5 separate regions of the Mus musculus genome follow, and regions 2, 3, 4 and 5 are each linked to region 1. The links are chromatin loops, found by intact Hi-C in ENCODE. Cell type or tissue: gastrocnemius. All regions are shown on one strand. Each heading gives the region's core, and the rest is flanking DNA. Links, peaks and the distances in the headings are about the cores only.

The links. A loop is a pair of places that touch in the nucleus more often than their neighbours do. Peaks named below come from ENCODE experiments on the same cell type or tissue, not always from the same donor. Only the 100,000 strongest peaks of a DNase experiment are listed, where the experiment ranks them.
Region 2: it touches region 1 in a loop (6-fold over the local background); 23 of 42 quality-filtered maps call a loop at or near these places.
Region 3: a loop joins it to region 1, with 2.0 times the contacts of the local background. A loop is called at or near these places in 10 of 42 quality-filtered maps.
Region 4: it touches region 1 in a loop (2.2-fold over the local background); 10 of 42 quality-filtered maps call a loop at or near these places.
Region 5: it touches region 1 in a loop (12-fold over the local background); 23 of 42 quality-filtered maps call a loop at or near these places.

The regions. Positions count from the first base shown.
Region 1 is chr17:68,163,581-68,169,768 of GRCm38, forward strand. No RefSeq gene overlaps it. Among named protein-coding and RNA genes, the nearest start is that of Gm36312, 21 kb to the right of the region's middle. In gastrocnemius, for the core only: a CTCF peak has its summit at 3,106 (motif pointing left); DNase peaks (open chromatin) are centred at 2,102 and 2,968; H3K4me3 peaks cover 703 bases; H3K27ac peaks cover 1,223 bases.
Region 2 is chr17:67,859,058-67,865,245 of GRCm38, forward strand. It overlaps Arhgap28 (Rho GTPase activating protein 28), which reads right to left. Exons shown (of 18, transcript NM_172964.4): 11 at 5,406-5,568; 12 at 2,216-2,298. Among named protein-coding and RNA genes, the nearest start is that of Arhgap28, 140 kb to the right of the region's middle. In gastrocnemius, for the core only: a CTCF peak has its summit at 2,931 (motif pointing right); DNase peaks (open chromatin) are centred at 2,371 and 2,937.
Region 3 is chr17:68,000,681-68,006,868 of GRCm38, forward strand. It overlaps Arhgap28 (Rho GTPase activating protein 28), which reads right to left and starts at 3,428. Exons shown (of 18, transcript NM_172964.4): 1 at 3,215-3,428. The coding sequence starts at 3,330. In gastrocnemius, for the core only: no CTCF peak of the experiment used is centred there; a DNase peak (open chromatin) is centred at 3,486; H3K4me3 peaks cover 2,136 bases; H3K27ac peaks cover 1,333 bases.
Region 4 is chr17:68,014,176-68,020,363 of GRCm38, forward strand. No RefSeq gene overlaps it. Among named protein-coding and RNA genes, the nearest start is that of Arhgap28, 13 kb to the left of the region's middle. In gastrocnemius, for the core only: no CTCF peak of the experiment used is centred there; a DNase peak (open chromatin) is centred at 3,130.
Region 5 is chr17:67,909,526-67,915,713 of GRCm38, forward strand. The region is part of intron 1 of Arhgap28 (Rho GTPase activating protein 28); the gene reads right to left. Among named protein-coding and RNA genes, the nearest start is that of Arhgap28, 91 kb to the right of the region's middle. In gastrocnemius, for the core only: a CTCF peak has its summit at 3,245 (motif pointing right); a DNase peak (open chromatin) is centred at 3,268; H3K4me3 peaks cover 912 bases; H3K27ac peaks cover 386 bases.

The sequences.
Region 1 (6,188 bases), core at 469-5,468:
GTTGAGAGATTTTCAAAGGGATAGACCACATGGCGAACAGAATTCATCCAACAAAGACAATGGAACTGTTGTTTGTGTTAGCCGTGAGTCTGTTGGCTGAGCTTTAGAAAAAGTCATTTAGAAAAATTCTATCCAAGTAACTGGAGAGTTGAATATGCCAAAAATTGTGACAAATTATGAAGCTGGACTTAAACCAAGTAACACATGCCTGGCTGATACATAATCTCCACTGTGGCCAAACGCATGCTGGAAAATTAACCTAGTCACTCACATGGATAACAGATGTGACAGCTTGGGTTATATTTTTGCAGTCAGACATTGAAAAACATTTATTCATACAGTTTCCTTTGAAATTGATGGGAAAAAACACAAAAGAACTTACAAATGAACCCCTGGCTCAAATGGATTCTTAGAGTCAGAGGAAGCTATTGCATTTCTGAAGATACAAGGAATTTATTGATTCCTTCCTCAGCCTGCAGACCTCCTCCTAAATGACCCTTAGGATTCCTTGAAGCTTACAAAGCAAAAACCTCAAAATAGACCTCCCCAGATCCCTGAGGGTTAGCAAACCAACCCTCCCTTAATCATGCTTCCATAGGATCAAATAATGCCTTGGGGGGTGGGGGTGGGGCAGGGTATTGATTTACCAGTTACAAGAAAAAATAACTTACTTTTATACACATAGTTACTTGGAAACCCATTAAGTGACACCATGAACAACAGTGACATCTCAGATGAAATGGCAGTAGGCCTTCATACTTGCTGGGGGTGGGTGGGGGTGGGTGTCAAACTATGGAAATCATCGCACCAGATACTTGATATACAGTTACTAGCATGCAAGCTTAGGCCGGTTCTCCATCCCATCTGTGGGACTCCAACAGGGGTAGGACTCCAGGTCGGGACAGGCCAGGTGACAAAGTGAAGTCCCTGCTACTTCTCTTTTTAAATTGCTCACCATAGACTTTCTTATAGTCAGCTAGACTTTGACTCCTCCCAGGTGGACAAAATGTCTTCACTCTTTCCATGACCAGGAAGTAGGATCAACTTAGAAGTCTCCCTTCCCTCAAACCCCTCAGAGTTCTTGAAGGAGCACATACAAAATACAATTATCAAAATGCTTTTCCAGAAGGTGTGCTGTGACAATGGAGATGCCTTCAGAGAGTAGTAGCCCTGCCTCTTGGATTCTGGGGATGAGTAACTTTTACTGGGACGTGAACTGTGGAGAGGCAGGAAGTCCAAGGGCAGAGGCGCCCAGCTGACTTAGATGTGACTCTCAGCCAAAGGAGCAAAGGGAGAAGAGACAGCCTAAAGCCAGGATTGTCTTGCTGAGGAGCTAGGCTTATTCCCAGGCTCAGGGGAGTCATTGGGACTTCACTAAGGGAACCCCCTGGTCTCTTTGTGGTTCCATCACTTGACTGACATCTGATTGGCTGACATTCACTGACTGACTGAATTCATCTGCTCTCATTAGCTGCCTACCCATAGGACTGATTTCTTATTAATGTTTTCCCATGGCACTGAGGGCAAGGAGCCCTTATGCTATGACTTTTGATGAAAACAACCCAGCTGGAATTGCTTTTAACTTAACCCACTACATATAGATGGCTGTTTATTAACCTGCATGTGCAAAAGCACAGGAGAAACCCGCCTCCCAATTATCCTCAGCCTCACTCACTGTATGAGCTCTGCCTCCAGCCCCTTCAAATGCTTAGGCTCGGTTTCCTTCTCTGAGTCACACGTAATGAAGTGTTTGCTGAAAGAGTCCACGTAGCTCCCAGATGTGTCTCACTCTGAAAATATCTTAACTGGTATGCCAGAATTTTCCAACATAAAGCTAAAAGCTCCACGTTTATCTAATATCTTCAAAGAGAGTATTGTACACTTAGCTATAAGCTTCCTGGAGATTACAGTGAAAGAAGAAAACAAAACAAAACAGGAGAAAGTGTGGCTTCTGACCCTGAGGATTGGCAGTCTAGGAGAAGCTGCATAGTCACAGGGAAATGATAGGAAGCGCGCTGCCAAGGAGGAGAAACTTGAACATGACATCATCAGGACAGCCTCCCCCTCACTGCTCTTCAGTGTCACGTCGGTAATTATCTTTCCTGGAACGAAGGCCATGCATGGGGCCTTCGTGCTTTGAAGATAATGTTCACCAGGAAGGAAAATTTTTAAACATCATCTTCCAATTCTGAGCTCCCGGTATCCGCTCACACAGAAGCCTCTTTCCATACCGAGAGCTCCCGTGCTTGAGTGCAGAAATCACTTAGCTTTTCTCCTGCTTTTTTTGTGAAGCTCTTTTGCCAGGTGTGAGCTCTGAAAGCAAAATCAGACAGTGAAAGCCACTGCATGAAAGGAAATCGGAGCAAACAGCTACCTCCTCCCAGCATTTCTTCACTTGTGCGTTCATACTAACAAGCACAGCATAGGACCATGGAGAACCAACCAACTGACAGTTGGGACCCATGGGGGGGGGGTCACATCCGAAATTATAATCTTCCCCAAACTTTGAACATCAAGGACCATTCTTATTCAATGGGAGGAAATACTTGATCAGATTTTTTTTTTTGCGTAGTTTGCTTATTTTATTTTACTATGAGCCCATCCTTGAGCACAAATAAATAACTCATGCTTTATCATTAAAAAGTTTGAAAAAAATCCTGAAAACTCAGGAAAATTCTATACAAGTCACTATTAAGTCCCTTCTACCTACAAGAGGCTCCTCAGAGAACCATTCCCTGGCCACTGTGCCCTATAGAGGAGGGCAAGCTTCTGATGCTTTGGCAGAGAAGGCAGGGAAACTGAGGTCTGGCACAGAAAGTTCCCCGAGATCCGGGAACTAATTAGAAATACAACCGTCAGGCTTGTGGGATTCTATAACACAAGGTGGCTTCCTCAGAGGCTTGCCTGCTGCTTTCTGCTCATGCGGCCTTCAGCATCCCCATAGAACCCTGGCCTGGAAGGTGAGCAATGGCTTCCATGATCCTTCAAGGCCAAGGAGGAGACAGGTATAGTGCACCCAGGAAGACTCCACTTCTCTCATCCATTCTTTTGACAACATCTCACCAGATCTGCATTTTTCTGCCAGTTCACTGCCACCTAGTGGTTATGTTAATGTCTGTTTTGCATAAAACATTAGGAAGACATAACCCATTTCTAATAGGATGGAAATTGTGAATTTAGATAGAAAGAAAATTTCATTAAAAAACAAAAACAAAAGAAAACCCCTTACCTAAATAAATATGGGTATAGTAAGATACACTTGTCCACCCCGTCCCCATTCTTCAGGTGGAAGTGCAGCGAGATGGATGGCTTAGCTCAAGCCTTGCATATCCTCTAGCCACAAAACTGCCACCAAAGATGAAGCAACAGCACCCTGTGAATTGTTTAGGGAAAGAAAAACTTCCTTTGAAAAGTTTTCACCAGCCTTTCTACAGCAATAGACAGGGATGGTCTTTGGCCTAATTATATCTGCAATGCAAATTGCTGAGTGCAATATACATTCTCTTTATGAAATTCAAAAGTCATTCATGTCCTCATTTAGATACATTCCTCTCCAGGCTAGAGACGTCTCATTCATCTTTGGAATCCTTGACAGTAATGACGTAATTTTAAATCTGAAACTGGGAAAAGGAAATCATAATGCTTCTCATTAAAAGATGTTTCTTTAGGCAAACGGGGGGGGGGCAATTGTGCAGAGAGCATATTGATGGAGTTAAACTGTGAAATATTCAAGACTTTGGTGATTGCTAGAAAAACAGCAGAAACTGAACCTTAGTGTTCTCTTTACCTCTCCCTCCCCCCTGTTTATCCTTTTCAATCTTTGAGAGAAATACTACAATGCACAGCTTCTCACCTACATAGAGATCCCTGCTGTTCTTAGTCAGGGTTTCTATTCCTGCACAAAACATCACGACCAAGAAGCAAATTGGGGAGGAAAGGGTTTATTCAGCTTATATTTCCTCATTGCTGTTCGTCACCAAAGGAAGTCAGGACAGGAACTAGTATCTTAGGAACTTGGAGGCAGGAGCTGATGCAGAGGCCATGGAGGGTGTTGCTTACTGACTTGCTCAGCTTGCTTTCTTACAGAACCCAGGACCACCAGACCAGGGATGGCACCACCCACAATGGGCTGGTCCCTCCCCCCTCGATCACTAACTGAGAAAATACCTTACAGCTGGATCTCATGGAGGAATTTCCTCAAGGGAGGCTCCTTTCTCTGTGATAACTCCAGCTTGGGTCAAGTTGACACACCAAACTAGCCAGTACACTTGTGTAGTAGTTTCTCACACATAAGAGATTCCACCTGCAGCCCACATCTCTCCCTAACTCACACAGTCAACAGACCATCGCCATCATAGCCGACCTATGTCACTGGAACAGAGAACCGTGCCTACTATTTTTAGATAAGATCGCAGGTCAGTGTGAGGTTGTGGTCATTTATTTAGTCAGCCTGTGGGTGTGGATTCACCAAACCATGTGTATTACATTTGTTTATTAATATTCTTAATGGCTAGTTGATGTCAGTGCTGAGGATGGCTCCCAGGCCTGGTTGAGTTGTCAGCTACCTGTTATTTATTTGGAGACAAGGACTCAGGCTGGGTTCAAACTTGTAATCCTCCTATCTCAGCCTCCCAACTACTAGGTATTTGGATGTACTCCACTGAATCCAACAGCAACCTTCCATTGCTACCTCCTCCTTACTCATTCCAACCAATAGCCTCATCTTCTAGCTGTGCAGGTACTGAGATTTGCAACCTCTCTCTCCCTCTCTCTCTCTCTCTCTCTCTCTCTCACACACACACACATACACACACACACAGACACACAACTCTGATATATCAGCCAGTATCATCTTGGCTGGCAAGATCTTCCTGAAATCCATCTACTTCCTACCAGCTCTACAGATGCCTATAAGGAAGGCGTCACCACCGCCGGCCTCCACCAGCTCCCTGAGCCTCCTCAGTTGCCTCAGTTGCTGTGTGAAGTTTTCCATACTCCAGTGACAGTGATGCAATAGCCACATGAGACAGATGATGTCATGTCAAATGTCCCAAACCTTCCAAGGATTCCCCTTCCCACTCAGGAAAGCTAGCCTGCTCATTGCTAAGGACAGCACTATGGGTCCTGCTCTGCTGGGCTCAGTCCTCATCCCTCGACTTGACTCTCTCTGCTCTGGACACTCGGAACTGGAGCAGGCTCACCTGCTCTCACTGTGTGCAACTTCCTCCTTACCTATTGCCTACTCTTTATTTTTAAAAATCCTGCTTGCACAGGCATGATGTGTGTTGTGTGCACCAGCACACGTGCGTGCCACAGTGGACCTGTGGAAGTTGGGGGACAACCTCATGCAGACAGTTCTCTCCTTCAACCTTTAACGTTGAAGTTACTAAGCTTATGTGGCAAGTGGCTTTACCCACTGAGCTCTCTTGCCAGTCCACTGCTTTTCTTCATCATAGGATATTTCCAGAGCTAAGGAGGTATAAGTGTGACCAGCCTGGGCTATATAGCAAGACCTTGTCTTACTCCCCACCACTCCTAACACAAAAAGTTCCAATAATTTAATGTTATTAATGGGAAGAAAACTTTGTGAACTTAGCATACACTAAGCATCGAAAGTCTGCTGTGTGTCCACACTCGTTCATCTTTCTCCTTGACTCCTCAGGGCAGCTTGCAGCTCTGTCACTCATTCACAATAAGTGCTGGACACAGGTGTGCTTTGCATCATATTTTTACCACATGTTTTCTGTGTTAAAATACATCAGATACACAAATATGCCATGTTATAGTTGCCTACACAATTCAGTGCAGTAACAATCAGACAGGTCTGCAGCCTAGAAGAGTTGTCTACACCATGTAGCCTGGCTGTCTTCCTCATTTAGCCTATCACAGTGTGGGTTAATATAGTACGATGTTCGTATGAAGGTCACCTAATGATGCATTTTTCAGAGCCTATCTATTTTTAAGTGGCTCATGACTGCTTATGGCTTTGTGCTATAGGCACACAGATGCCTATGTGCACATTTTTATTAGGAAGACATACATAAACTGGGAATGAGATTTGGAGAGCTTTATCTTGGTTAAAATAAGATTTAATATGAATAAACGTGTTTGGAAAACAGCAATGTAAAACCATGCCCTCACTGTATATGGACTCTGAAGCAGAGAGTTGACTGTTGTCTTAGTACTTC
Region 2 (6,188 bases), core at 423-5,422, 300 kb before region 1:
GCAGCTTTTGTAAGCATTAAAGGAAAAAGATTAAGAAACTTGGTGATTTCCCAAGTGCACTGAATCACCACGATCCGGGCCCCTACGAAAACCATTGGCACTTCACCAAGAGGCTAGAACGCCCAGAGGGAACTCTTTTGTTTTCTCAAGTCTGGATTCTCCTCTGTGTGTGTGTGTGTGTGTGTGCGTGTGCATGTGTGTGTACATGCATCTATATGTGTGTATATAGACATGCCTGTGCCATGTACACACGTGGAGCGCAGAGAACAACTCTCGGGCGCCTGTCGTCTCCTGCCTGGGACCTGGGGACTGAGCTGTAGCAGGCTTGTTTTTTGACAGGGTGCGTGCGTCACGGGAGCTGAGGCTTGCTGATTCAGCTCGGCCGTGTGTCCAGGCGCTGAACAGTCCTGTCTCTTCCTCCATGGTGGTGGGATTACAGACACAAGCAGCTTTCCCTCGGTCGCCGGGGATCAGAACTCAGGCTCTCAGGATTTCCTCAGGACCACTTTATTGACGGATCCATCCCCCTTGCTCCTCGGCCCTACCATAGTCTCTTTGATTAGGACATGTTTAACATGCCTTTTTAATAGATTCCACGTACTTGCGAGTCTATGATTCAGACATTATTCTCAGTAATTGATACTATTTTGTTTCACTCACTATCTGTGTAAACTCTACAAGGCAGATATTTATAACGATCGTACAGGCAGGAAGGAGAGCGGGCTGGGGATGGATGGAACGAAGCAACCGTCCAGCATCAGTCGGTTAAGTGGGGGCACCAAGGATCTGAAGTAAGAAAGCACACTGTCCAACCGTGGTATTCCTGCCTTCCTTATAGCCAGCAGTTCTAATCCGAGCTCCGACATTTTAGAATGGAAAGACAAAAACGGTGCTGTGTGTGTATGTGCGTGTGTGTGCGTGCGCGCATGTGTGAATCAGTGTGCATCATCCCGCGGGCCTTCTCTGAGATGTCACACTAGAAGTGTACAGAATTATTGTCAGTTTTTCTGTCCTTGCACATGGGAAAGGGTGGCCATCTTGGCGGAGACATTTGAAACCAGATGGGGTTTTGTGATAAAATAACATTGTTTGGGGTGGTACCAGAAACAAATTAAGATCTGTAACTTTTGGAAAAAATAGTGAATGATACTAAAAACTGATGCTTGACTGTTTTGCTGGCCCCACCCTTGCACTGAGGGTGTAAGGTAATGCTCTGTTTTATGCCATGGGGGGCATGCTAGATAACCAGGTCCACACTGGCCTTGAACTCCCAACAATCCTCTTGTCTCAGACTCCCAGGGCTAGGGCTACGGGCTATGGACATGCGCCACATGTTTTTTAACTTACTCAAATGTTTCCACTCTTGGAAACCCCCCCCCCCCAAAAAAAAGCATGCAGAAAAAAGCAACATGACATCTCCATCTCCTGCATCCTTTTGACTGGCCTTAAAATTAGGGGCTCTTTCAGCTCATCACACTTCAGTGTCCGTTCAGAGGGTCCAAGTACCTGCCCTGCCTATACCAGCTTTCTAAGAGCATACTCGCCATCAAAACTACAAGAGAGAATCTCGAATTTCGAAGCATACAACAAAGAAACAGGTCTGGAAGTTAGGGAAGGCAGGGAAGAGGAACCACGGGTACAAGTGTATCAGATGCTCTGTAGCTGGTGAGCAGAGAAGTTGCTTCTCTGGGCTTATTTTTTTTTCTCACTCTGAAGAAATGTCTAGACCCTAGCAAGTGATATCTAAACTCCTAAAACTTAGAACTATTTAAATTGTATTTTCTGTGTATGTTCTAAAACGGGACTATTTTAGAAATCTCACACAGTCCAATGGTCTTAGCTGCCCTCCTCAAAGCTCATTAGAATTATTCCCCCAGGCTGGAGCGAGTTCCAGATAGAGCTGTGTTCTTATAAGATACTAACCGCTCTCATTTGCTCCAGACCCTGGTATGATTAAGCCTCTCTTCTTTCTCTTTCTATTCATCACACTTAATCCTGGCATCTGGTTAGTCACTCAGCATCCCTCAGTTACACTGAGGGAACTAAATGTTAATGTTCAGAAAGAGTTCTGGAGTCTCCATCCTTTGTGTCTGCCTCTCTGCAGCATCACGGGGAGGGGAGGGGGGGGCGGCATGCAAGGCGGTGGGGGGCTGCACCATGCAGTTGGCTCTGTAAGCCATCACACTTCTGCTTCCCCCAGACAAGCCCCACTTACCTGCGCTGTGTCCCTGTTGGCATCAGGCAGGGCCATGACCATGAGGTGCAAGGCTTGAAACTGCACTTTGATGTCAGGTCCTCCTAACAAGAAGACAGAAATAATCACACGCTTGAAACCACCCTGATGCGTTCTGACAGCAATCATGCGAACATCTGGTTGCGCAGGAGGGCTCTGACAGCTTAGTGGGAAGGGCCGGGCTTTCAAGCTCAACAATGTCAATTTGTTCATTTGGACAAGAGCCTCAGTCTGTCACCTCCCTTTCCATCCCAGGATGCCTGTTTATAGGCAGGTAGCCAAAAAGACCCTTTAATCATCATAGATTTATAGGACAGTTTCCTTTTCAGGGTGTGTCCGTGGACCCTGCCTTACTCTGTGAATAGAGGACGAGGCTCAATTGGAGAGCAAGTAAGCATTGCGCTCAAGGACACAGCAGCCCGCGGCCACTAAGGACGTATGTTCTAGAGCCAGGTTCGAATCCCGCTCTTAGTACTAAGGCATTCACCCTTTCTGCGTATCCACAGTGCTGGCATGAGGATTACACAAGCTAGTACGCACACAATGTTCAAGCCAGTGCCTAGAAACAGTTGGCATCATACATGTGTGCACATTATATGCTTATATGATCAGTGGCATTTATTCCCTATCTCACATAGACATTGGGGGAAGCGGTTAGTTTGGGAGACTGTGGGGAACGCTACTCCCTAGTGACACAAGGTGGCGCCAGAGGGCTGGCTGCACACTCAGGGAAGTCCATTCACCCAGGATAATGTACAGCCACCCATGCTGAAACTTTAAAGGGCTTTTCTCTCTGTATCCTCTTCCAAATGATCTGCTGGGGAAGAGTTTCTGGAGAAGCTTGGCCTCTGGAGTGCTGGGGAGTTCTCAAGCTGGAGGCCACCTTTACGATCCCTTACAGTCTGGCTGGAGACCATCGGTTGTTAGTAAAAGCACGGAGCAGCCTAGTAAGGGAAACCTCAAATAAAGAACCTACTACAGCAGTGGGCAAGTGTGTGTGTGTGTGTGTGTGTGTGTGTGTGTGTGTGTGTGTGGAGTTGGAGGGGGCTGGCCATATGTGCACACCCCTGTGTGGGAACAGGGGAGGTACATTCACAGTTCCGATCACACGGTCTCAGCGTTACCCACTTGGACTTTAGGAAGCCACGTTGAAGTTTTTAAAAAGAACATGCCATAGACCTAGTTCATGTGGTAAAGGCTAATGCGTGAACACGTGTAAATACCAGGACCTAGGAAGAACCTGTCCAGTACCAAACTCAGATGAGACCTTCTCTTGCCATATGAACTGCAGGCCGAGAGCCCCATCATCAGATGTGATCAATGCTAGAACAGCCCTGAGCGAGAGACAAGAGATGCAGGTGCAAGTGCAGGCATGGAGGTGTGCGGGTATGTAGGGAATGTAGGCGTGCAGGTGTGCAGGTGTGTCGCTGTGTAGCCGTGCAGTTAGGTGTCCAGGTGTGGAAGCTCCGTCCATTTCAGAGAATTATGATGTTCCTGTCTCAATTACAAGTCTGAGTTGGCAAATATTCCATTTTCCTTTTACTGATGGAACTTGGCCATACGCTGTCTCGTGCTAACAGTTTGTGGCTAATTTATTTAACGCGCACTAGTATGGAAGTCCTTCCTCCTGCCTGGAGAACCATCTAGTCCTTTAACTGAACCAGCAAGTTGGAGGCCAAGACTGAAAAGATGCAGTGACTCTGCACATGAGTGGTAAATAATCTGTGCTCTCTGAGTTCCATGTAGTATGAAGAAGGTAGTTCCAACATACACACACGTATACACACACTCACATAGTCACTTATTCGCACCACACACTCACATATTATTACATACTCACTCACATACTCATACACACACAGATACAAATATACACACACATTCACACACATATTTTCACACTCACAAATACACAAAACACACTCTCACAGCACACACACACACTCATATACACCACACACACACACTCACACATACATGCACACTCACATACTCACACTCATATACTCACAGACACAAATACACACACACATCACACACATATTCACACACTCATAAATACACAAAACACACACTCTCACATATTCATACGCTCACACACTCACAGCACACACACTCACACACACACTCAAACACCCCCACACTCACAAAAACATACACAAATACATGCTCACACACGTTCACAAATACACCCCCACACCACACACTCACACCCCCACACATACACACTGTGATGGTTTGTATGTTCTTGGACCAGGGAGTGGCACCATTTGTAGGTGTGGTCTTGTTGGAATAGGTATGACCTGGTTGGAGTAGGTGTGTCACTGTGGGAGTGGGCTTAAGACTCTCACCCCAGTTGCTTGGAAGTCAGTCTTCCACTAGCAGCCTTTGGATGAAGACATAGAACTCTCAGCTCTGCCTGCACCATGCCTGCCTGGATACTGCCATGCTCCCACCTTGATGATAATGGACTGAACCTCTGAACCTGTAAGCCAGCCCCAATTAAATGTTGTGTTTTATAAGACTTGCCTTGGTCATGGTGTCTGTTCACAGCAGTAAAACCCTAACTAAGACACACACCCACACACATACACAGACACATAAATTAAATGCTGAGTCACTGTATCAGTGACTGATAGCATCTTTGGTCTTGTGAAGTGTATGACCTATTTAAACACTGCAGCCAAACACATCATCCGAATAGACTCTAAACTAGCTGTAAATACAAAATAAGAAGAGTATTTATCCATCCTCGAAGACGACCCAGGTCATGAGATGACCCAGGGGCTGGAACTAGCAGACAAGGTTTTAAAGCAGCTCTCAAAGTATGCAAACGATGTAAAAGAAAGTAATGTAGAATGAATGAAAAGACAGAGCCTGCCAACAGGCAAATTAAAATATTTAAAAGCATCCACTGGACCTTCCAGAACTGAAAAACACTATAGTCTCCTTAAAATAGAAAGGTTTCTTCTTTAGCAAATTAAAAAATTACGGACAACAATCTAATTTAGATATGCGAACCCAGGACTATCATAAATGGTCTTTCACCCCAGGGTCCGCAGGCACCAGCAGTCAGCACAGAGGAACCACACTTCACGGGGCGACCTGGCACATTATGCTGTGCTGACGTATGTCTACGTATATTTTAATCATATCTAACTTCGTCACCTACTTTCCATCAGAGAGATGAAGGCGGGTATATATTCAACAGGGAAGAGAGAGGTGGGCAGCTCTCTGAAGAATGCTTTCAACATGACCGCAGCTTCTCTGTGACACATCTTGTCCCACTTGAACTTGTCAGCATTGAACCTGGCATCCAGTTCTTCGCGGTACTGCTGCAAAGCAAAGCAGTTGGTCAGTACTCAGAGAGACTGAATGTCATGGCCTCTTTCCCACCATCATTACACAGACTATTCTTTTTTTTTTTTTTTTTCTCCGACTTGACAGCTCAAGTTAACACCTGCTAACCTAACCCTCTAACCTTCCCACATGATTGAGCTGGAATGGTATTTGCGAGGTAGTTTTTAAAAGCATTTCCAGAGGTATCCTCAAAACAGTAATAATCTTGAAACAATTGGCCAATTCTGCACAGCTATAAAACCTCTTTACTGAGTCTGTAGCTCTACTTCTGTGGTTTTGGTGGGATAGCACAGCCCCCACATGATAAAGTCTTTGCTCAAATTTGACAGAACTGACATTTTCCGTTCATCATAACCTTGCTGCTACCCTCCCTTCTGCTCCTAAGTCAGACCATGAACACATGCCTCTCCGCTCTTTCACATGTGGAATGAGAAATGCCCCAATAAAGTAACTCTGACTTCACTGCAGAGTGCAGGCATAATAATGACTTTCCTGGAACGGGTACAGCAGCTCTGCCAACACACACATACACACACACACACACACACACCTTCCACATGTTGGTGTATCCTTTGCTCCAGTGCACTAGGCAAAC
Region 3 (6,188 bases), core at 807-5,806, 160 kb before region 1:
CAAGTCGACCCAGGCTATACCCAGTCATAGAGTCAAGGAGCCCTGATGGCAGTGATCACAGAAAACAACCAAGAATTCTGAAGGAAACACAGAAGGATTCAAAGGGAAAGCCAGTGTTATTTCAAGTGCCCCGAACACCCCCAGACAAAGGCCAAGAAACAGGAACTTGTTTTATTCACCAGCACATTGCTTGCTCTCTGTGTCCTGACCCTCTTAGAAGGAAACAAAGGATAGCCCATACATTAAATACCACAAACTGCTTACCTACATTAAATATTGATAATTTTTTGTTATTGAAATCTGGAGAAGACATATTGCTCGCCAACCTGAATGCAGGGTCTTTTAGGTACCCAGAATTCTCACTAAAGTGCAGGTACTACTGAGATTGGAGGTAGTTTCACTTATGATATGCCATATGTAGCTGTAATTAATCAATCCATCCATCCATCCATCCATCCATCCAAAAAGGTAAGAACAAGCGATTCCCTGAACTCTTTCAAAGTCTGACATGGGAGCTGTAAAACTCAGATATTTAAATGGATCCCATTAAGTGGAGCCCCCCCCCTTCTCTCATAAGAAACCAAGAACCAAGAACACCCACTTCACACCAAGGACATCACCCGCATTTGCACCATCTCTTTCCAGTTGGTCGGTGCTCCAGGCAGCTCAAGTCACCTGCTTGAAACAGGGTGGTCATTAATGCAGGCGACAGACAGTCAAGGTCTGACAATCTTTCCCCAAGCCTGGCCTGATAGGCATAGTTTGCTGGTTATTTACTTTAACAAAATTAAATAAACAAATGACGGGCCCTAAAGAGATTTAATCGAACGGCGGACTTCACTACGGAGAAGCAGCAGAAAGAGCGTGGCAAACAGAGGCTCCCAAGGCCAGCACAGTGAGCAGCCTTTACTCTCCCTCAGCTTCCCATAGTGTTGGCAGGCAGCAGTATGGACCCCAGTTGCTGTGCCCCCCATTCTTAACTGGAAATTGGAAATCCGGTTATACCTGAACTTTCTTATACTAGAAATTGTGTCACTTCATTCCTTCCAAAGGTTCTATTGTTTCATCCTTTTACTGACAATTCTATTGGTCTGCCCACACTTTCATGGCAGGAAGAACATCTCATTTATCTTTGTGTTTCTCAGGGCTTGATGGGTTACTAACACACAGTCTGTGCAGGCAGGCTGAATCTGGCTCTTAAAAATCCTGCCATTTTATCTCGGCAAGCTTATAAATCTTTAGTAGGAACCCACTAATTTCCTCAAGAAATATTTATTTGGTTATTACATTATACCAGATACTTCTCTGGTGTTTGGATATAATGGTGGGAGATATGTTTTGGTGGAGAAAAAAATAAGACCCCAAACTCAAAACAACTAGGTACACTAGGGGCCTGAGGAGGAAGGAGGAAGGTTTAGCTTTAGCAAGTGCTAATGAATGATCTCTTTGGGAAGTCAGAGCCCACTTTCCCAGAGCCAGACTGCTCACTGTGCCACCAGTAGGCTCCAAATCCATTCGCAAGTTTAAAGAACGCATGTTCCTGAATGAGAGGGGTGCATTCTTCCAAAGCAGAACAATACCTTCTTGCTTCTTGGCTTGAAGGAAAGAATTGATCAGTAGCTAGTAAGTCAAAGGTTAATAACTGGGCCTGATAATTTCTGTTATCAGGCACATGATGGATGATGTAGTATCCTCTAGCTCCTAGTAAACACGGGAACCTCTATTTTCAGTGCTTCTACTGAGGGCCAGGGAGTTAAGCTATCCTCCCATAATTCTGCTGGGGGGGGCTGGAAGGAGGGCTGCACACTCCCATCCCCCGCCTCAGAGGAGGGAGTAACTGAGGGTCCTCTGGAGTACAAGGCAATCGGCAACATTATAAACTTAGACCCAACTGGTTTATGGTAAAGAACTGACTATGATATCAGTCAGCTCTCCCACTCTCACACATTACCATTCTACAAGACCACATGCTGAGCTAATAAAAAACAAAATCTCCCTCCAATTTGCTTTCAGCTATCTGGCTGATGCCCACAGGGACAGCTGCTAGGGTTTAAGCTACACCCAAGCCACTTAAGAATGTAGAAAACTGGCCCCTGCCTTGCATCCAATCCCATCTATTTAGTCAAGATGGTACTTTCTTCTAAAAGAATTACACACTCAATACAAAGAAGAGTTTGTATCTTCAAGCTGAGTCAAAATGATGTGCGTGACTCCGACTGCCGGAGAAAACTGGTACATCTCTCACTGTCTGTTTTAAAATGAGATTTGACTCAACCTGCTCTCTCTGGAAGAAACAATAATTTCTTTGTTAGCGAAGACCAGTATAATTCCTAAGCCAGTGCGATTGGTTCATCTCATGGATACCGTCCAAAGCATATTATGTGACATAGTCACAAATCAATTAAATTGGGAAACAGCAGTAATTATAATCACATAAAGTTAAGAGTGTGAGGAAAAGCAAGTAATTGAAAATAACAGTGATGTAAGATGCCATTAGGAGATGATATCAAAACACGCATTAGCGTAGGCTTCAAAATAAATAAGTAAAAACGTCCACTGATATAGTCGTAGAGAATAGCAAAGGAACTTCCCCTAAACACGCCAGACAGCAAACCATCTCACATTTGGAATATTTTTGACCATCCGTCTTTGGCGGAACAGATGGGCATGCCAGAGCAATGTTCTCCAGATCCCTGGCTTACTAAATGCACATGGTCACCCAAAGAAATAAACAGGAATTGCGTTGGTTGCATACAATCGGCACCGGCACTCATCAAATAATGACATCACTGTATTTAAACAATTGAGGGTATTTACAGTAGAAGTGAAATTGTTATGTCAGTGAAGGTTTCCTTTTGAGAAAAACTTTAGCTTCAAATAGTTAATCTGAGTGTCTGCGAGAACTTTTTTTCTTTTCAACCGACTTGTGTTTGGGTTCTTGGTAATATTTTAAAATTTCTCCAGTACATGGTGAGAGTCTTCCACAGAAATGGTATGTTTATCTAACTCTTGATAAAGTTGCGTCAAGACTACAAGTACCCCGCTAGCCTCAGCCAGCCACACACAGACTTTTTGCCCAGGCTGTTTCTCATCTCCAATCAGGATCATACAAAGAGCAGTCTCAGTTATCAACTCCATAAAAACTTGCCTAAGCGCTGCCCCCTCCCCGCCCCGCCCGGCGCGCGCGCGCGCGGCCCGCGGTGCCGCTCCGTACCTGCTGAGCGGATGGCTGGCCCGGGACGCGCAGCGTGGCTCAGCGCCCTGCGGTTGCGAGCGCGCGTGCGAGTGGTAGGCGGTCAGCACCACGCCGCCCGAGTCCTCCACCTCCATCCTCAGCGGCGCATGTCCCCGCGCTAACCCAGAACAAAGACCGAGACCAACGTGGACTAGCTCCGGGAGCGGGTCAGCGGCCCCGAGCGTCCGGCGCCCCAAGGCTCTGCGACTAGGACGGCCCCGCCCGCCCAAGGGCCACGCCCACAGAGTACAGCGGCAGATTAGCATACAACGCGGGCCACGCCCACAAAACAAGGCGCACCGATTAGCATAACTAAGAGCCACGCCCACAGAGTACAACAGACAGATTAGCTTAATACACCGAGGGCACGCCCACAGAGTACACCGGGCCGATTAACAAACACTGAGGGCCACGCCCACGGATCCCTGCTTCTAGGAAACTGGAAACCTGCCTGGAGCTTGCGGCTCCAGCCAGCAGCTCTAGTAAAGTTTGTGTTTTTCTTCCTTTGTTTCTCCTTTCCTCTTCTCAACCTCCTCCTCGGCCCCTTCAGACGGGAGGCTTATCCCATGGCTAGGAACATTTCCTGCCTGGCAGTCAGAAGTGAGACAGAAACCATGCCTTAGGCAAGGGGAGAAAGGCTAGGTCTGGAATGGGTGCTCTGGGGAAGAAAGGGAGAAAAATGTGACACTCTCATTTAAATGTAACACTCTCATCTGAATCGGAAATTGAAGAGCTGAATGGCACTGACGTTTGCTAGTCTAAGTGACAGCGAATTCGATTTCCCTTCTGCCCAAGCCATTCCCTCTGCACGTGCAAGCCTGAGCTTCCTTCCCATACCCTCAAGACTGCAACGCCAGACTCTTACCTCATTCCTAACATCCCTTTCCTCCACTCAGTTGTGGTCCCTGACAGATACTGTTTCCAGACTGTCTGAAAAGTACTCCTTATTGCCACGGGCTCCATGAATGCTATTTTCAGGGGGCTTTTTAAGGGAGAAGATTATAAACACACATGCACACACACACACACACACACACACACACACACACACTGTATATAACATACCCAAAAGTGCAATATAGTCTTTCTCCTGATTGTGTTTCTGGTTGGAACTGCTTTCAAAATTCTCTCCCTGTGAAACCGCTTAGAGATCATCAATCAAAGCCCCCTCCCCCACCTCTTACTCCCCGGCCACTTTCCAGAAATGGCTCTTGCTTTGTTACAGGAATAATTTCATTCTGCTCTGTGATGAAGGTAGACTCTCCAGACCATGCCTTGTGTGTTTCTTTGCTCTGGTCTGGCATCCACTTGAGTGACTCCTAATAGGTCGTGGTCTTTTTTTTTTTTACCTCCCCCCTCCCCCAAAGGCCAGATGGAACCAGGAAACTTCTCAGAATGAAACACCAAGGAGTAGAAAGCCTGAGGGGAAAACCCACCACTAACTCATGATCAAATTACCATTTTCCAGCAAGTTGGTGCTTTCTACTCAACTGGAAGCTGCTGGAAGAACTGGTCTCTCTCTCTCTCTCTCTCTCTCTCTCTCTCTCTCTCTCTCTCTCTCTCTCTCTCATATCCCAGAGCCCCTCCTGTTTCACATAGCACACACTCCAGAGAGGAAGGTGTGCTGGATAGTGTTTATCAACTTGACACAAGCTGAGGTCATCTGCGGGGAAGGAGCCTCAATTAAGAAAATGCCTCCATAAGAATCAGGCTGTAGGCAAGCCTGTAGAGTGTTTTCTTAACTAGGGACTGGGGGAGTGGGGGTAGCCCATTGTGAGTGGTGCTGGCACTGGGAAGGTGGCCCTAGGTTCTAAAGAAGGCATGCTGAAGAAGCCGTGGTGAGCAAGCTAGAGAGCAGCACCCCTCCATGGCCTCTGCCTCAGCTCCTGCCTCCAGGTTCCTGCCCTGCTTGAGTTCCTGCCCTCACTGCTTTTGATGAAGAACTGTGAACTGGAACTGGGAGGGAAATTAACCCTTTCCTCCCCAAGTTGCTTTTGCTCATGGTGTTTCATTCCAGTAATAGTAACCCTACCTAGGTCAGAAGGCTTGGTGATGAATGAATGAATGGATGAATGAATGAATGAAATGAATGGCTGGAATACAAGTGGATTGGTAAAGTAGATAGTACTCTTCAGGGTAGTGGTTCTTAGCTTTCAAGCTAGCCAAGGGATTTTTCCAAGTGACTCATATTGCTTCATAGCACTGAATCGAGCAACAAAAACAAGTTCTCTGTGTACTTCCATTTTTTGTGTGTGAGCTACAAAGTACAGCTTTTGTCAGCATCCTTGAGTTTTCAGGTTGCAAAAAGATGCCAGACTGCACATGTTGTGTGGCACAATGTGTTACTCAAGCTCCTTCCATTAACCCTTCAGATTGTCCGACCTGATGTGACTTATAGTCTCTAAGGGCTGGATCGGGTCATCTGTAACACAAGAGAGAAACCAGCAGGAAATCTAGAGAGATGGGGAGAAAGGTTGTGTGCACCAATCCTCGGTCTGATTTGCTACAGGGAGGGGGTGTTTCTTCTCTCTGAAGCTGTGACCTTGATGGTAGCTGTATGCTGCTCTCTGGAGTCTAGTAACCACTACTTGGTAGACAGACCTAGGGGTGGTGATGGCTAAGTGTTCCTGAATCACGACATACTTCTTCCTTTACTATGGGTACAACTTTAGAGACAGTCCCTCTCTTGCTAAGCTGTCCTTATCACCTGTGCTGCATGATCCTTCCATCAAGACATCGGCCTGCCGGAGAATCTTTGTGGGGCAGAATCCCTTAAGTGAAACTGCTGATGTGGCCGCACTGGAATAGTCCTGCTTTCCACTAAAGACAAAAATTGGTCTGTACAAGTGTTTTCTCAGTGAATAATTTTCAGCCTAAACAAGTTTAGTAATATAGACACCATGAAATCCATTTGGGGGCCTGAGCTCTGAGGTGGGACACCTGTCTGGCATGT
Region 4 (6,188 bases), core at 401-5,400, 150 kb before region 1:
TTATCCCCACCCAGTTAGAATGAGAAAATGGGAGAAGACATCATAATTACAAATGCTGTAACTAGTGTCGTATACCTAGTACATCATCAAACACAATGTGGTATCCTTTACTTCTTATTTAGTTCTTGATGTTGGAGAGATTATCCTGAATGACTAAGAGGTATGTAAGTTCCTGGACCCTGGTGTCAGATGACCTGAGTGAGATAACACCCCAACTTTTTCCTAGGTTTATACCTTTGGGTGAGTTAACCTCTCTAGGCCACCATTTTCCCTGAGAAGTGATGAATATAAAAATAACAGTCCTGGGTACCCATGAGACCCCACCTCTGCCTGAGCCTCTAGTGCCTGCTCATGACTGCTGTGGAAGGAGTTATCATTTCTTGAGTTGTATAGCCACTAGGTGATGTCTATAATCACCTAGGAGCTGGGTCTCTGGGCTTGCTTGTGGGCCTGTGTGGAGATATCTTGATTGAGTTAACTGAGGTGAGAAGACCTGCCCACTATGAGCGGCACCATTCCCTAGGTTAGAATCTTGACCAACTCAAAAAGTGTTTTCAGTGCACTCTGCCTGATCCTGGATAAAATGCAAGCATCTGTCTCAAGCTCCTGCTTCTTGACTTCACTAGCATGAAGGAGTACAACCTTTGAGCCCTGGGGTGACTTTTGTCAGGGTATTTGGTCACAGCAACAACAACAAAAAAAAGACAGCAAAGTAATGAAGACAGGTGTCTTCCCACACATTGTGAACATTTGCGAGTAGAAACCTTGGCATCTCAGTGTTGTGTCTTCTTATCCTCAAGGTATAGCAAGCAGATTCTGTGATTGCAACCTGGCTACTTGCCATCTCTGTCTGGACTCCTGGTACAGGGAAAGAAGAAAAGATAATCTTGGGGTGGAGATCTAACAGAGGTTCCACTTTGGCCCAATTATCATCTCTAAGCCTAAGCAATGACCCAGAGAATGCAATATAGAGAAAGCTACTTACTTGCATAGTCCAGACCTCAGACACAAAAGCTCCAGGATGCAGAGATGACTGTGGATTTGTGGACAAGAAAGGACCTAGTTAGGAGAGACACTTCAAAGGGTAAAGAGCTTGCTGCCTAAGCATGAGTAGCTCAGTTCAGATCCCCTACAATCCATGTAAAAATCTAGGTTGTTGTTGTATACTTGGAATTACAGTGCTGAGGGTAGACAGAGCATAGAGACAGGTTGACCCCAGGGCTCCTGCCCAGCCAAAATGGCGAGTTCCAAGTTCTTTGAGACTATCTCAAAAGGAAGGTGAAAAGCAATTTAGAAAGATACCCAATGCCAACCCCTGGCCTTCACATATCCTTTTGTAGGCAAGCACACCTGAACACACATGCACAATGTACCTCCCCCCTCCCCCTCTTCCTCTCACTCTCCTCCCCTCCCCCTCTCCCTCTCTTTCTCCCTCTCCCTCTCCTCCCTCCCTCCTCCCCTCACACACATATTACAATTAAAAAAATAGTAATGAGGACCACACTCTTGCTAACCATTATCCATCAATCCTAAGATAACTGAAACAAACAACATAAATATCTCAGTTGTGTTGTCAGTAAAGGAGAACTGGAAATATTTCTAAATAATAATACTAATGATGATGATGAAAATAAATACTTTTTTTAAAAGCCTCACTTTGTCTCCAAGACTGTGAGCCATCAGCAGACATCTCAGGACATAGTAGATTGGAGTCATGGTAGCATAGAGGGAGTTGGAGCTGGGAAGGTCATTCAGTCACGTGGAATAAAGCATTGTCATCAATTCCTCAGTGAGAATGAAGTACCTGAATAAAACACAGTCCAGCTATTTTACAACTCATTTCCTCTGTTCTCAGTCACTCAGAGCTCTTATTACAGAGTCCAGGGTTAGAAGTTCTGGACATTGACTTTTGATGTTTCCATTAAAATTCAAGTTAAATATCACTTTCAGTAGGCATTCTAACTGGTTATTAAAATCAAGATTCTAGCTAAGGAGTTCTTGCAGAGTTTTTTGATGATTATGCTACCTAAGCTATACTTATTGTTTCCTGGGAAGCTGCTTTCTACTATCATCTTTCCAAGCAGACAATCTCAATGTGGTTTGGACTTCATGTCTGTCATATCCAGGCCTGGGGATGTGGATCTTCCAAGTATTCCTCTCTAAGTCAGCAAATAAACTCCCTGTATTTACAGCCAGTGATATGCAGGAGCTAGTTTGTACTGGTTCCTAAGAACCAGTCATTAAATTTCCAGGAATGTCGTAAGATCTGTGTTAAACACAGCTATTACTAAAAAGTGAAAGATACCAATTTGTGACTAAGTAAATTAAAAGTAACTATCGTGGCTTGAGTAAGCATGGACCCTGCTTGCACACTTGGTCAAAAGTTTGTGGAACTATCTGGGAAAGATTAGGAGGTGTGGCCTTGTTAGAAGAGGTGTGTCACTCAGGGTGGGCTTACAGGTTTCAAAGCCTCAAGTCAGTTCCATTATGTTCTTTGCCTTCTGTGGGTTTTGATGTAGAAGAAACTCAAAGTAATTAAACTAATGTTGTAATGAATTTATTAATAGATTTGATTAGGAGACATTAATCTACAGAAATGAAATTTATCTTAAGGAGCACTGCCTCTAAAATGTCCCAAAGCAAAATAATATGCTAATCAGGCCTGTTAGAGAAAAGGGAAATTTAGGATTTTAAGATGTAAATCAACCATTAGGCCCTATTCCTATAACAAAGGGGGCAGCTCAAGAGGAGCATTATTGCAGGCCACAACCACCATCAAGTCCTGGTCCACCATTAAGGCCACTCTGCTCTTATCAGAAAAAAACATAATGCTGCCTTGTGTACAAAATGGTCCTGAAGAACAGCTACTCAAAAAAAGGATGGTAATGCTGTACTTAAAAATAATTCTGGCAACATTTTAATATCTTTGTTGTGTGAATCTCTTTTTTGTTTAAGTGGCCAGACTTCTTGTCTCCCGTCTCTGTTAAAATTGTTTGAAGTGTAATCTGGGGCTGGGACCTGAAAGAGATTTAGGGATGACAGTGTTTGTGGAATGTATAAGCACAGGGTGTACGCAGTCTTCTGTAGTCGATTCTTCTGTTTGAGGCCAGATAGTCCTTGGCCATTAGCCAAGAGCAGGGCTAGCATGGTTAAAGAGCCTTCCCTTCATTTATAAGCATATGGGGGTGATTTCTCACTGAGCATGCAGATATTATCTGTGATGTTTGGGGATGTGAGCTCTCAGCTCTTCCTGCAACCAGGCCTTTGCTCTGCCATTAAGGACTCTAGCCCTCTGGAAACACAGAATCAATTAAACACTCTATTTTATTAGTTGCCTTGGTCATGGTATTTTATTACAGCAACAGAGAAAATAACTAATACAGAAAAGAAAGACATGTTTTCTAGTCATTTGAAGTTTGTTATTTCTTAGGCCTTCAAAGATATTTGCACCTTTACTTATATGAGAGAAATATGATATGGTAGTCTGCTACTGCTCCTATGCCCCCCCCCCTTGGCCCCCAGCTGAGTTCAGGAACATCATGCTGATAGCTTGAGATGAGTCTTGATAAGGGCATTTACATAAAAGAAAGGAGCCGGCTACTCACTGTAATTGAGGTCCTGATTGAAGTGATGACTGTCTACATCTGCAAAAATTGATGGAATGTTCATGAACTAAAGTTAACCTGAAAGTGCGTGTGCAGCCATTACATTGTTAATAGAACAGATAAATAAGAGAACATTCTTATACTCTTTAGACCACATTTATGACTCAGTGAAGTGACTGACTTGTGTGTAGCCCGTGGTTCTGATGATCAATAGAGATGCCAGAAGCCAACTGCTAGGAGGGAGGAAATAGGTGGGACTTCCAGGTCCCTGCAGGAGGTTAAGGGAAGCAGGAAAGGGGAGATTTAGCCATGCTTCAGAGGGAAAAAAGGCGACCAGCCATGGGAGATCTCCGATGGAGTGGTCCTAGGCTGCTTGCTTCCCCAGGTGGGAGGTGAGAAACGCAACTAAGTGAAGGGCTGTTTTGGGTTGCTGAACAAGGAAAAGGTAACTGAGCAGCTAAAGTTGAGGGCAGACTTAGGGTGCTGAGCTAAGAGTATTAGGGAGGGCACACTAGCTGCAGCGTATTAGAAGTGCCAGCAATTGAGCCAATAAAGTGTATTGAAAAATAAGCTAATGTGTGAGTGAGTGTGTGTGTGTGTGTGTGTGTGTGTTTCATCTTCGGATCTGGGGAACCTCAGTGGGGCTGGTAATGTGCTCTGCCAGGAGCTTAAAGTAGGGTAACAAAAACTAAACACCACACTTGTATTGTCTATATCGAGTAATATCGAGTTATGTATGTCTTTGTTATCCCATCATTGTCAGCAACTTGTTCCCAGACACATGTGAAGCAACATTCGTGACAGAAGCTCACACCGTCCACCGTTGCTGTAAGTTATCTGTAGAGCCAAAGGCTCAGCAGAAACCAAACACTTCTCGTGATAACTGACTGTAACGTGGAGTGTACAAAGATGGGTGTAGTGTGTTTTTATTTAGTTTTGTGTGCATGTGTGGTGTACAAGTTCCTGTGTCAGGAGGTGCACCATCACAGGTAGTCACTTACATGTGGAGGCCAGAGGTCAACATCAAGTGTCATTCTCTGTAACTGCCCACTTTGTTCATTTGAGACGGGGTCTCTGTATAGACATTGGCATCACTGATTTGGTAGTAGTAGTTGACCAGCTAGAACTGAGCCTCAGAGGTTCTCCCTATCTCTACCTCCTTAGAGCTAGACTACAGGCCCACACTACCTACCGCACCTGGCTTTTTCATGGGTACAGTGATCCAAACTCAAGTCTTCAGGGTTGTATGGCAAGTATATAATCAACCATTGCTCTGAACCCATTTTTAAATTTCGTAGTGTGCACTTTATATATAAAGTAAACATATGTAACAAATACAATTTTTTCCCAGAGAGTCAGTTATTAAACATTAGTAGGCAAACTTCTTCTTGAGAAATCTTGGGAACGGGACAGGGGTAAATCTATTCCATTTTTCTGTTTGTTTGGGTTTTTTTGTTTATTTGGGTTTTTTTTCTCCTAAAGAGAACTTTGTCTTTTGTTGAAGAAATGCCCAGTTTCAGATCTTTACAGACTGCTCCTTTGTTCTCTGCCAGTTATTAAAAAGTAGCTTGGTTTAATGTTCCTGGCAAGGACCGCAAAGGCAATAATCTTTTATTCTCTCTACAATTAAGTGGGTTTTGTTTGTTTGTTTGTTTTGTCTTTAGGGACAAAAATAAACAGACTACATTGTCTGTGCTAATCTAGACAATTGCTGTGGGAATACCGGGGTTTCTTTGAGGGCAGCAGAGTCCTTCCTGGGACTCTTGCGTGGGCTTGGCTCAGACGTTAGGGTGCCGAACGCGCGCACACACACACAGTCACATAAAACTTTCACTGAGTCAGTGGATTTCAGATTCTTGTCTCAAGAATTTGAGGAATGAAATTCATGAACCACAGAGGGCAAGTTTCAGAAAGGAGGGTTTTATTATAGGAGTTTCAGAGAAAGGAAGGAAACAGAGTGCAGAGGGAGGGGTTCGGGAGCGGGGCAATATCCGGCTATTAGGTGGGACCTTTGGAAAGGTCTTCTGGCAGAGACTAAGGTGACGTTTGGTGAGGAGGGCGAGCTGGTCAAGCTGATTGTCCCAGCCAGGTGTCAGTCTAGGCGTCTCTTCTGTCACTGTCAGGTAATCATTGCCTTCAAGCAGGGTTCCCATGGAGGAGAGACAAAAGTAGAGCAGGAGCACAAAGTTCTTTTCCAGTACTGCAGGCTCTGGGGAGGATGTTCTGGCCTGCTGCTGCGGGGTCCCTGCCCTACCGGGCCAGTTTCTATCTCTTGTTTACATTGGAATCATTGTATTTGTCCAAAACTTGTTTGTGGTGGCTTTGGGATTATTTTAACCTTTGAAAACAGTTAACTTTGTAGTCTTTGAAGGGAAATGACACCAACAGCTTTTCTTGTCTTACAATGAAACATAAAACTACGCATTTTGCGTATGTGTTTTTGTATGCAGAGTGTGTGTCTGTGTGTGTGTCTGTGTGTGCGTCTGTGTGTGCGTCTGTGTGTGCGTCTGTGTGTGCGTCTGTGAGGGTGGGTTCTTGCTGTGGTGCACGGGTGGAGGTCAGAGGGCAGCCTCAGCTGTCAGT
Region 5 (6,188 bases), core at 349-5,348, 250 kb before region 1:
TGGTGGTATATGCCTGAAGTCCCAGAGGTTGGAAAACAGAGGCTTCATCGTCAGCTTTGTAGGATCACATGAGATCATGTCTCAAAATAGCAACATCCCCCCCCCCAAAAAAAACTATAACAACAAAACACAGTGGGGTACAGTCAATAGAAACAGTGCTTTAGAATTGGTCTTTGCCTAATCTAATCCTCGTGCAAGTCTGGACCAGTGCTGCGACCATAAGGAAAAGAAGCAATATTCTGCAATATAGACAAATACAGGGGCAGAAAAGTCAGGTATATTCAATACACTTTCAGCTTAACACCACTTGCAATCTGCAGTGGGTTTGCCCAAACTTCTTGGTAAGCTGAATGGCATACGTCCAAATACAGAATAGACTACACAACATACAATGTACAAATACGTTCCTCGGCTCTCAGTGGAGTACATTTCTCTTCAATAAGCATCCTTGAAGAGCCCAGCTTACCTCAAACAGGGTCAGGATTCTCATTTTAGCCCACAGTTGGGCAACGTCATCAAAAGAAACGGGATTTGTAAGAAAAAAATATTGATTTTCTCGTGTGATACGTGGAAAGTCAAAAACAGTCCCATCACGTGAGTCTATACGCCCACCCCTCTGAGAGAAAGCACAAAGGCTCTCCTTAGCACAGAGTGTCTGCCAACTACAATGTGTTTCTTAAAACACTCTTATTGTGGCTAAAAGTGTGTGTGAGGGGGCAGGGATTGGCTGCCACTAACTACAAAGAAGCCGAGGGAATACGGAGTAAATAGTAAACTCCGCCGGTACTGCGCGTGGTACAAACAACAAATTACTTCTGCTTTAATTTCTCTGAACTTCAATAATTAGATGTGCTTTGAGATTTTAGACAGCTTTGAATACAAGAAGGGAGGAAAGGAGAAAGTTGACACTAAAAAGAAGAAAGACAAAAGAAAGAAGGAAGGAAGGATGGAAGGGAGGGAGTGAGGGAGGCAGGCAGGCAGGTGGGCGGGCAGGCGGCCATTTCTATGAGCTACCCATCAAAGCAAAGGACATTGTCACAGAGGGCAAATGGTTCCCCTCCCTGTTCAGTTAATTCATCTAAACCAGGAACAGGAATGAGATTCAGGCAAAGTAAACCATCAAGTGGGAACCTTTGATTTCTGCCTGTGTTCACACTAATATGCAATTTCTAAGCTCGATTTGTACGTCAATTTGGGTGAAGCTCAGTCCACCTCACAGGTAACTCTAACCACATTATCCCCTAAGATAAACTAAAGCTATGTGTAGAAAATCATTTCGGGGACGTAGTTCATTGGCTCCAAGGCTACGTGTTTTATCCAATTAAGATAGTTGGGAAAGAATCTAAAAATCAGAATATAGGCACACACACACACACACACACACACACACGCACACAAAGGAATTCTCTCAGCCTTTAATTTATTCCCCCGCTTTCAGTAGTATCTGAGTCTTGGTCATCTATGGTGGTTTTTTGCTTTTGGAATTACACTGCACTTTGTAATCTAGACTACTTTTTAAAGGGTGGCCTTTTATTGCAAAGGTTTATTTCTTATAATTTTTAAAGGTGTGTGTGTGTGTGTGTGTGTGTGTGTGTGTGTGTGTGTGTGTAAAACATCTAGCACATGTGTGCAGAGTAAAAGCCAAAAGACTGTACTGATCCTGTAGAGATGGTAGTGGTTGAGAGTAGCCTCACTTGGGTGCTCAAAACTAAGCTTGGTCCGTCTAAACAGGTTGTTATCAGCCTTTGGGTCATGATCCCTTTGGGGATTAAATGACCCTTTCTTAGGGGCTGCATATCAGATATTTACATGATGATTCATAACAGTAGCAAAATGACAGCTATGAAATGCCAATGAGATAATTTTATGGTGGGGGGGGGGGTCATACAACATGAGGAGTTGTATTACAGGGTTCCGGCATTAGGAAGGCCGAGAACCACTGCTCTAGACTGTCAGTATGCACTGTTGACTGCTAAACCATCTTTCCGTTTGTACTTCAAATATAAGTTACATAGTTTCTGTATGGGTCTGAAGCACACCGTGGCGTACATTTTTATTGTGTGGTATTGTGGGGCCCGGTGCAGCTAGCCCTGATGACGTTTGAAGTCGTTCTGGCAGCAGTCAAGGATTCGCCTCAATTTCCAAGCTCTCTGTCTGTCTCTGTGGTGTTGTGATGTATCCAATGACATGCGGTCACTTTCAATAAAGGTGTAGTCTGTATTTACAACCATTATCGCCACCATCGATGTTCAGTGAGTTGTGAAAAAGATGTACCCTTGTTTTTCTCTTTCTGTGTGTCTGTTACCCGCCCCCACCTTTGTTCAGCTCCGGAAACCCCATGGCTGACAGGACCTCATCACAAGCGAGCTCACCAGGGCCTTTGCCTGCCTTTCACATGGACGTTCTTGTACAGAGGTGGTAACTAAACTCTCTGGTCCATCTAGACAGACTTTCCCTGCGTGGGGATGAATGGTCTTCTCCTCCCGGAAACGCACACCAGCTCAGTTTCAAACTAGAGTTTCAAACTATAAGAGCACGTTTAACCCGAGCACCAGTGAGGGGGGCTTCGGGATGGGAACAGACCAGCCCTTCCTGACCAACCGTCCTCCATAGCATACTTTTTCCATACACGGACTCACTCCATGATGGCTTTATTTCTGGATTATTCCCTGTGGTAATAGCCATCTGTGTTCCATTTATTTTCTTTGGCTAACTGAGACATGGCTGACCCCCAACACATGCCCGGCCTGAAGCTGGAGCACTCCCCAATCAGGGTTTCTGAGGAAACCGTGATCCTAGAACTCAAGAGAGAAAAGGAAACCGCAGAGTTTTCACAGAAGCCCGCACTTTTTACAGATAAGAAAAAAAGAAGCCGTCGGAGGGTTAGAAGCAAGTTCAAGGCTGCAGAGCTCTGTTTTCACACAGTGGTCTGCTAATGGCAAGTTCTGCTGTCTCCCGGACGGCCTGTCTTCCTGAGCCGCCTGTGATTTACAATCATCCGTCATTTTACAAAAGAATTAACAGTTCCACATCTTGCACATCAGAGATGACCCCATTTCTTACCTTAACATGTTTCTGGGGGAAAAAAGCGCCTTACAAGATAAAGTAACACTTTTACCATAAGTGAAGATAGTTATTTCCTTCATCGAAATACTTAATCAAGGAGAAACCAGGAACTGTATACTAAAAAACCGTGGTGTTTAACTGAGCAGTGCTCCACGTAGGCTCAGGGGTTGGAACCCCTGCTCCCCAGATGGTGGCGCTGTGTGATAAGGTTGTGGAAGATGGGGTCCTGCGTGAGAAGGAGTCCCCCGCAGGCAGGCTTTGAGTTTGATAGCCTCTCCCAGCTTCCAGTTCTCTCTTTCTACCTCTGTTCAGATGAACTGAGTTGACCCCGGACTCTACACCCGTGCCTTCACACTGTGCAACGCATGGAACTGCTCTGGAGTTGTGAGCCAAAAATCGAGCCTTCCTCACCCAAGCTGCGTTCATGAGAGCGCAGGATCACAGCAACAGAACAGTCACCAACACGGGGTCACCAACGAAAAGTACAATTTTTAAATACAGGTTTTTAAATAATGAAATTGTTTTTAAATGAAGAAGATTTTTTTCCATTTTTTATTAGGTATTTAGCTCATTTACATTTCCAATGCTATACCAAAAGTCCCCCATACCCACCCACCCCCACTCCCCTACCCACCTACTCCCCCTTTTTGGCCCTGGCGTTCCCCTGTACTGGGGCATATAAAAAGAAGATTTTTATTAAAGGAAAACAAGCTTTTGGCTCTGACGTTATGAAAGAAATCTAACACTGTGTCAAAGTAGCAGCCCTCATACCCCAGACATGTAAGATGTACATGAAACATAGATAACACAAGACACGTGAAAACCAAGTCTGTATATCTGCCATAAAGGAACCAATTTGTGCTATTCCCTGCAAAGACTGAAGATGTGAACTCTACTGTTAACGACAGCTGTGCACTCGAGGGCGTTTGGAATCTGTCCCCCTTCCACCATCTCCAAAATATCAGCGAGCACTGATGACCCTCACACGTTTCTACAGCAAACCAAGTGAGTCTTTCACATTAGGCTCCTCCTAATAACCCTTGGGGCTAGGCGACGAGAGCCGCAGGCCAGCACACCCTGCACCTGTGGCCTATGTGGACTTGATAAATCAAGGTACTACGAGTTCCCTCAGAAGGCAGTGGCGTAAGTAATTTCATGCTAGCTGACACCAAGCACACTGAGGGGGCACTTGTCACCAGGATCCCCGATCTTGTCACATGCCGGGACAGTTAGTCTCAGTGGCTCAGTCTCTAACTCCTGACAGCAGACAGGAAACCATAAATCCCAAATCGGTAGGTCATACCCCGGAGGACGGAGCTATTTCTTTCCTGCCATCTCCACTGAAACCTTTCTCTTTCAGAGAGAGGTAGCCCATCCCAGGAGGCTTCCTTCCTTTACGGCTCCCTGTCCACTCATTCTCCCAAGCGTCACTGGCACTCTTTGCTTCCGACGAGCATTCTTGACTAGGACCAATGATGTCCGAATGGACTCTGCATGACCAATCCATTGGGCTTCACACGCGTTTTAAGAGATTAATGATGGAAGGAGTTAGATTTCACATTTCACTGCATCTATTTTCAATTATATTAAAAAATGGCTGCCATTTAATAGCTTGACTTTGATGAATGATGTAGAAATATCATAGGGTTTGCCATTTCTGCTTTCATTTTCCTAACACTCTCTTTTTTTTTTCCATTTTTTATTAGGTATTTAGCTCATTTACATTTCCAATGCTATACCAAAAGTCCCCCATACCCACCCACCCCCACTCCCCTACCCACCCACTCCCCCTTTTTGGCCCTGGCGTTCCCCTGTACTGGGGCATACAAAGTTTGCGTGTCCAATGGGCCTCTCTTTCCAGTGATGGCCGATTAGGCCATCTTTTGATTCATATGCAGCTAGAGTCAAGAGCTCCGGGGTACTGGTTAGTTCATAATGTTGTTCCACCTATAGGGTTGCAGATCCCTTTAGCTCCTTGGGTTCTTTCTCTAGCTCCTCCATTGGGAGCCCTGTGATCCATCCATTAGCTGACTGTGAGCATCCACTTCTGTGTTTGCTAGGCCCCGGCATAGTCTCACAAGAGATAGCTACATCTGGGTCCTTTCAATAAAATCTTGCTAGGGTATGCAATGGTGTCAGCGTTTGGATGCTGATTATGGGGTGGATCCCTGGATATGGCAGTCTCTACATGGTCCATCCTTTCATCTCAGCTCCAAACTTTGTCTCTGTAACTCCTTCCATGGGTGTTTTGTTCCCAATTCTAAGGAGGGGCATAGTGTCCACACTTCAGTCTTCATTCTTCTTGAGTTTCATGTGTTTAGCAAATCCTAACACTCTCTTTAAAGAAAAAAAATGCCCATGTTTTGCTTATCAGAATATCTACCGGGATGGTAATAGGAAGGCCTACCAGGACCCTTGCTTGCTCACACAGCATCTTTGCTCTCTGTGTGTGTGTGTGTGTGTGTGTGTGTGTGTGTGTGTGTGTGTGTTTGTGTGTGTGTGTGTGTGTGTGTGTGTGTGTGTGTGTTTGTGTGTGTGTGTGTGTGTGTTTGTGTGTGTGTGTGTGTGTGTGTGTGTGTGTGTGTGTGCAGGTGCCTATGGAGACCAGCAGAGGGCGCTGAATTCCAGGAGTCATTAAAGATGACTCTTTTCTGGGACTATAAGGTGTACCTACAGGAATAAGGACAGATCTCAGAGCCCTTCCCTCTCAGCCAACCAGCAACCTACACAATGGTGGTATCCACAGACTTTGAACTCTACTGAACAACTCACAGAAGCCTGAGTAGCAGCATATGCCTATAATTAAAGCCTTCAGGAGGCTAGAACAAAGACAGTGTGCTCAAGTGCAGGCTAGACTCCACAGTGAGAGTGCATTGTGATAATACATTCACAACTGATCATTTTCATCCATCTTCATTACAGAATAACAGCAAAGACGCATGTGTCTAGAAAAACTTGTTAACATCACATGCTTTGGGAGTAGGGAAACCAGTCTATCCCTCATGTTCAGTAAATGAACTGATACTGATTCATTGATTCAAAATTCATAATCTCTGGAAAAGTTGTGAATATTAGTTATGTCTATTTGAATGACCCTTTGAGAAATTAGCTCTTTCATTATT